2 separate regions of the Homo sapiens genome follow, and region 1 is linked to region 2. Evidence: chromatin loops called from intact Hi-C (ENCODE). Cell type or tissue: breast epithelium. All regions are shown on one strand. Each heading gives the region's core, and the rest is flanking DNA. Links, peaks and the distances in the headings are about the cores only.

The links. A loop is a pair of places that touch in the nucleus more often than their neighbours do. Peaks named below come from ENCODE experiments on the same cell type or tissue, not always from the same donor. Only the 100,000 strongest peaks of a DNase experiment are listed, where the experiment ranks them.
Region 1: it touches region 2 in a loop (25-fold over the local background); 6 of 110 quality-filtered maps call a loop at or near these places.

What each region holds. Positions count from the first base shown.
Region 1 is chr1:76,067,762-76,070,688 of GRCh38, forward strand. No RefSeq gene overlaps it. Among named protein-coding and RNA genes, the nearest start is that of ST6GALNAC3, 5.5 kb to the right of the region's middle. In breast epithelium, for the core only: no CTCF peak of the experiment used is centred there; no DNase peak of the experiment used is centred there; H3K27ac peaks cover 218 bases.
Region 2 is chr1:76,003,491-76,006,417 of GRCh38, forward strand. No RefSeq gene overlaps it. Among named protein-coding and RNA genes, the nearest start is that of ST6GALNAC3, 70 kb to the right of the region's middle. In breast epithelium, for the core only: no CTCF peak of the experiment used is centred there; no DNase peak of the experiment used is centred there.

The DNA of each region.
Region 1 (2,927 bases), core at 238-2,737, 64 kb after region 2:
CGGTGCTTGTCCTAAATACTGCTGAATTCACCACTTGGAAGGGAAGACAAATCTTATTTGGAACGTGCCATTATTTAGTATGTAATTTCTTAATATCTCTTAATTATAAAGGTGTCAGTGAAAACCACAAACTCAGTTATTTAAATCTTTGATGCTTTTGAAAATTCAGCTATCTTCATCTATTAGACAAAACAGATTTATTTATAAGATTCTATTAATTACATTTTAATAAAAATGAAGATGAAATAAAGTGGAACAAACTGAAAAAGAAATCATAGTGTTAGTGAATAATTTTTAACTACACTAAATATCAAATAAACACAATGCACCATGGCTGGTTAAAAAGTACTACATACAGTGATTTTTTAAAAAATCATGATATAAAGAAGGTAGCTTCCACTTAGAAGAAAAGCATCACTGATTTCTCAATCAACTGAGAACAGCCATAGGGATAATCACAGGCCACTCTTGTCATTAAACATGAACTCAAAATCCATCCAAATCAAGTAATCAGTCTGATGATTAAAAAGTAGAAAATGCCTTATAGAGAAATATAAAATGATCTGAGAATATCATATGTGATGAAGGAAGTAATAACACATCCAAAGTTTCTTACCCAAAACCTTTGAGCAGCATTCAGAATGGTAGGACAATCTGATTTTCAATTTCATACATTTATGGTTGCTAGCATCTTTCATCTGGAATTCTTAGTTATCTCTTCAGAGTTGAATGAATCAAATCAGATTAATCAGCATTAACTGAGCATGTAAGGTACTGTATTTCCTTGCTAGGGGCACAAAAAGGTGAAGGCTGAAAAGAAAAAGAAGAAACCAGTAAGCTTCCAATCTATTAGGGAAGTAAGGCTAAAAATAATAATAAAAAAAGTAGATAACAGGTCAAGTGAACACTGGAAAAAACTTCCACCAGATAGGATGTGACTCATTGCCAAAAGAATTTTGCAAACAGTAATTGTTGGAATTCAAAGAGGAGAAACTACACTAGACTAGGGTGGTCTGAAAGGGCATCAAGAGCCAAATGGGATTTGATCTGGGATTGAAGGATGGTGAAATCTAGCTGAGTAAAGAATGCGAAGATCAAGACAGAGGTTGGCAAACTACTGCTTGTGGGCCAAATTGGGTCTGCAGATTGTTTTTCTATATCTGCAGAACCAAAAGTGGATTGTACATTTTTAAATAGTTAAAAAAACAAAGAATAATATTTCATAGCACTGAGAAGTACATGAAATATAAATTTTAGTGTCCATAAAAAAGTTTTATTGGAACACAGACACTGCCCATTGTTTATTTCTATGGCTGCTTTCATACTACAATGGCAGTGTTGAATAGTTGTGACAGAGACCAAATGGCTTGCAAAGCCTAATATTTACTTGGCTCTTTGCTGACAAAGCTTGCCAACTGTTGGTGTAAGAGAATAACGTGCAATGATTAAGGAGACAATGTTGGCAGGCCTATAAATGTATCAAGAGGCCACTGAAAGTTTTGACTATAGGAGGAAGCCCATTCACAAATTGTTTCTGCTTCCTATACACATCACCTGGGCTTGCAAATGTTTGTTAAACCAACAAATGAACCAGGATTTTCAGATTCCTAAGTCACTTGTTGCTTTATATCTGTTGCTCTTGAAAAGAATGAATGGCTTTTCCACAGGGGACATTCCCCTTTACGTTTGTCTGTTCCACCTTCACGCAGGTGTGCTGGGAGCAGCTTGATACATATTGACATTGTTGGGCACAATAACAATACCTTGTGTTTCAGGGGTTGTGTGAGAATGTATTCAGGTGACTTCTTTTTGGACCTTTTTTCTTTGCATTGGATGATGTTTTTCTTCTACCTTTTCTACAATAGTTCAGAAATAGATACAAACAGGAGGGTTCGGGGAGATTCCTGGAAGGGGATGGTATTGACACGAAGAATTAGCAAAAATCATAGCTCTCTCCAGAGGGTTTGTGAGGGCTAGACCATTAGAGGAAAAAAATGGTTCAGGCAAAATAAACTGCAGCAGAACCCCAACTGTTAGGCCCTCTCCCCTGGGTGTTCCCATCAGTCCTGCATGGATGCATTTCAAATACCAACTTTCCATTCTAATCTTTTAGGGCAGCATGTAACCAGGCCTCACTGAGAGGAGAAATCCAAGAAGAGTGTAGAGAAACACACATGAGAGGAACCTCACAATAAAAAGGAAACAAACTCTGGGAAACATGGTTAAGAAATATCAGACTCAATTAATAATGGAGGCTTCAACAGCCTTGGAGAGATCCAATACAAACTAAATTCAAACTATATGCCAGTGCTTCTAGCCATATTTACTTTTTTTTTCTTTTTTTTTTTTTGAGATGAAGTCTAGCTCTGTCACTCAGGCTGGAGTGCAGGGGCACGATGTTGGCTCACTGCAATCTCTGCCTCCCAGGTTCAAGCAATTCTTTTGCCTCAGCCTCCCAAGTAGCTGAGACTACAGGTGTGCGCCACCACACCCGACTAATTTTTGTATTTTTAGTAGAGACGGGGCTTCACCATGTTGGCCAGGCTGGTCTTGAACTCCTGACCTCAGGTGATATGCCTGCCTGGGCCTCCCAAAGTTCTGGGATTATAGACGTGAGACACAGTGCCCAGTCCATATTTACTTTTAATTGATTATGTTTTTTTTTTTAAAAAAAAACTTAGAGGAAAACTCTTTAAGAAAAACAAATCAGGCTAAAAACTACATTCTTCTAGGTAATGAAAAGTAGGCAAACAACATTAGTTTTGGATTTTTTAAAAATTAAAAACAGCTTTTCTTAATTGGTTCATTTGAAAAAAAATGGAAACTTCCAATAGGGAAAGGTAGAGCTGAGATGAAGTTAAGGGAGAATGTTACTGAATGGGAAAATATATAATATTTTAAAAATGCAATTTTAAATCATGCGTAAC
Region 2 (2,927 bases), core at 312-2,811:
AGGGCTCTTTCCTGTCACAGTAGCCCACGCTTGGCCTTTAGCAGTGTATTAACATTTTATTTGATTTCGTCTTGCCTGGGTGCACAGTGGCTGGTGCCTCCTTTGCCTGCACTCTGCTATAGGTGTACCAGTCTGTGCATCCCACTCTTCTTGATGGGGCTTCTTTCTTCTTGGGATTTGGGTAACTTTGTAGTCTTGCCACTTCAGCTGTCTCTGTTAGGGTGAAAAAAATGCTTTTTCCATCTTTTTTACACTCAGGCAGAAGCAGAACTTGGCTCTTATTTTAATGATGTACCTTTGACCCAAATTTTCTGAAACCTCTTTTTGAGAATTCTCTTCTACATTGAATATCCCTGGTTTGTAGCACATTTTTACTCTTTAAAAGTGAATTTGCTCTTTTAGGATAGCTTGAAGTAATTTCGAAATAAGTTTGATCAATAAATGTGTAAACCTGCTGAATACTGTCGCTTTTAATAACCATAGACTTACACAAGATGAGGCTATATAGTAATAATGAGAAAGGACTGTAAGAAAGTGTGACTTAGCCCATCCAGGTTTATTTCATCTTGGAATTGCTTTGATCTGATATTGAGACAGCTGCACTGGTCATTTTGAGGAACCATAGAGGCAGGAAAAAAGGAAAGAAAAGGTGCTGGGTAAGCACTTTAGAGGGGGAAGCTCCACCCACCATCATCTACATCAACACTGCCAAACAGTCACTAAATAATTATAACAATCTGACTTTAAGCAATTGGGCACATGCCTAGCTCCCTCTCTAGAGGATGGTGTGATAGGAAAAATCAACTAAAATTTGAGGGTCATCTCTGTTACTTAAAGCTATGCAAATTCCAGCACGTCATTCAACCATCCTGAGTTTAATTTTCCCATCTAAGAAAAAAGATAAGCATAGCGCTATCCTGGGAGGGTGGCTGTGAGGCTCTATCAAAATAATGTATAGGAAGTGCTTTGTAAAGACCTAATCCAATGTTAGTTGTTAGTGATGAAGTTTTATTACTTTGTTTGTGAGAGATCTATCACTATCATAATTATTAACAATGATAAGTATTTATTATCTATTATATTACATTAAAATATGATATTATTAAAATTATTTTAATGACTGCTTAATAAGTAGAAAAAATTTACATTTTTGAAAAAGATAGTATAAGCTTACTCTTCATTAGATAGATCTGGGTCGCTAAAAAAATTCCTCTTTAAAAAATATTTTCCTTTACTCCTATATTATTTGTTAATATATTCCCTCTGGCATATCAGCCTTAAGACCGACTTTTTATGTGGTTTTATGTTTTTCCTGCATTGGGATATCTTTTATGATCAATGTTTATATTACTTTACTACAAGTGATTTTAGAGAATGTGGTAGTTTTATTATATATATTTTATTACATATATTTTTATTATATATAATATATTCTTATAAAATTTATTTAGTTTTACTTAGCTCTTATTATATCTTGTTGGAATATATGTTTTATACTGATATAAGTTGTTGCATATATATTTATTCAGATTGATTTTAATTATCTTAAGCACTTTCCATATATAAATTAATTTAGTCCTCACGACAGCCCTCTGAGGTTGGTAGTAGTATTATTTCTACTTTACAGTTGAGGAAACTGAGGTATAGAGAGGTTAAATAATTTGCCCAGGTCCTATGGCTACAGAGTGGAGAAGCTGGGTTTCACAGCTTGCTCTAAACAATGTGCCTGTAACTAGTGTGTAAACTGCCCAGGGGCTTCCCTATAGACATGGACAAAATACCTTGCCTTACAGAGGAAGATGTGATGGATTACCCAGAATTTCTCTTGGGCTTCCAGTTATAGGCAGGTACCCTTTTTTCCTCTCCTGTTTTCAAAATAGAAGTTAACAACTGCCCTCATTCTATATGGATGCCTTCTACTTTTGTATCCATCACAGGCCTGTTAGTGGATGTTCAATAGAGGCTCAATATGTGAATAAAAAGAGACTTCCAGGTGAGGCCTTCCTAACCAAGCCAGGAGTAAAGTCAGATTTTGGCAACAAATTACTATCATTTTTCTCTTTGTCCCAATCACCAGGGCCCAGGTCCTTCCTGCTCCAGAATGGGTCTCTGTTTGAGCCAGAGATGAAGGTGTGATGGGGTCAGAATGAGGTTCTCTCTTTTGATGTTAAATGAATGGGAAAATAGTGAGTTGGCTCCCTTACAAACTTAGAGGCAAATTTCAAGTCTTGACATTTTTATTATTGAGGGGTATTTCAGACTGACAGATAATAAGAGAAGGTAGGTTATGCTGACAAACAGTAACAAGATACCCATTTTTTTTGTCGAGTTTCTAAGTCAGCTTGGAAAACTATTGGCTTATCTCCTTTCAAGCCAGCTTGGACATCTGTCACAGATAGAAGAAACATGCTGTGTAATGATGCTGAATGATGCTTCTCCCTTTGGAATGTACTGTCTCATCTTGGAAAATGTCACCAGCTCTTATGCATATGGCTTCTAATCCCCCTTTTGGCTACATTTTGCAAGTTGTAACTTCAGCTGATGGTGCCGAAACTTTGGTTATCTCATCTTTAACAAATTTGTTAACAAACAGAATGATCCTGAATGACTGCCATGATCTTCGACGATGGCATTGACTTAAAAAAAATTTTCTGCAGCCCCTAATTATTAAATTATAATTTAAAAAACTCCCAAGAAGGCCTTTTTTTCTGTTTTTATTAATGAACTTTAAACTTGAAATAGGCAAGCAGCTACATTCTATGGAATTTGGCCAGTTATGTTTTATTAATGGAGGCCTGGATGACAGGCAAATGTTCCTTGACTTCTTTCCAATTGTGGTTTTGTGTAGTAGAAAGCCATCATCCAGGATCTTCCCCAAGGCTGCATCATGGTTCCCCTGGGATCCTGTACTTTCAAATTGCTGTACG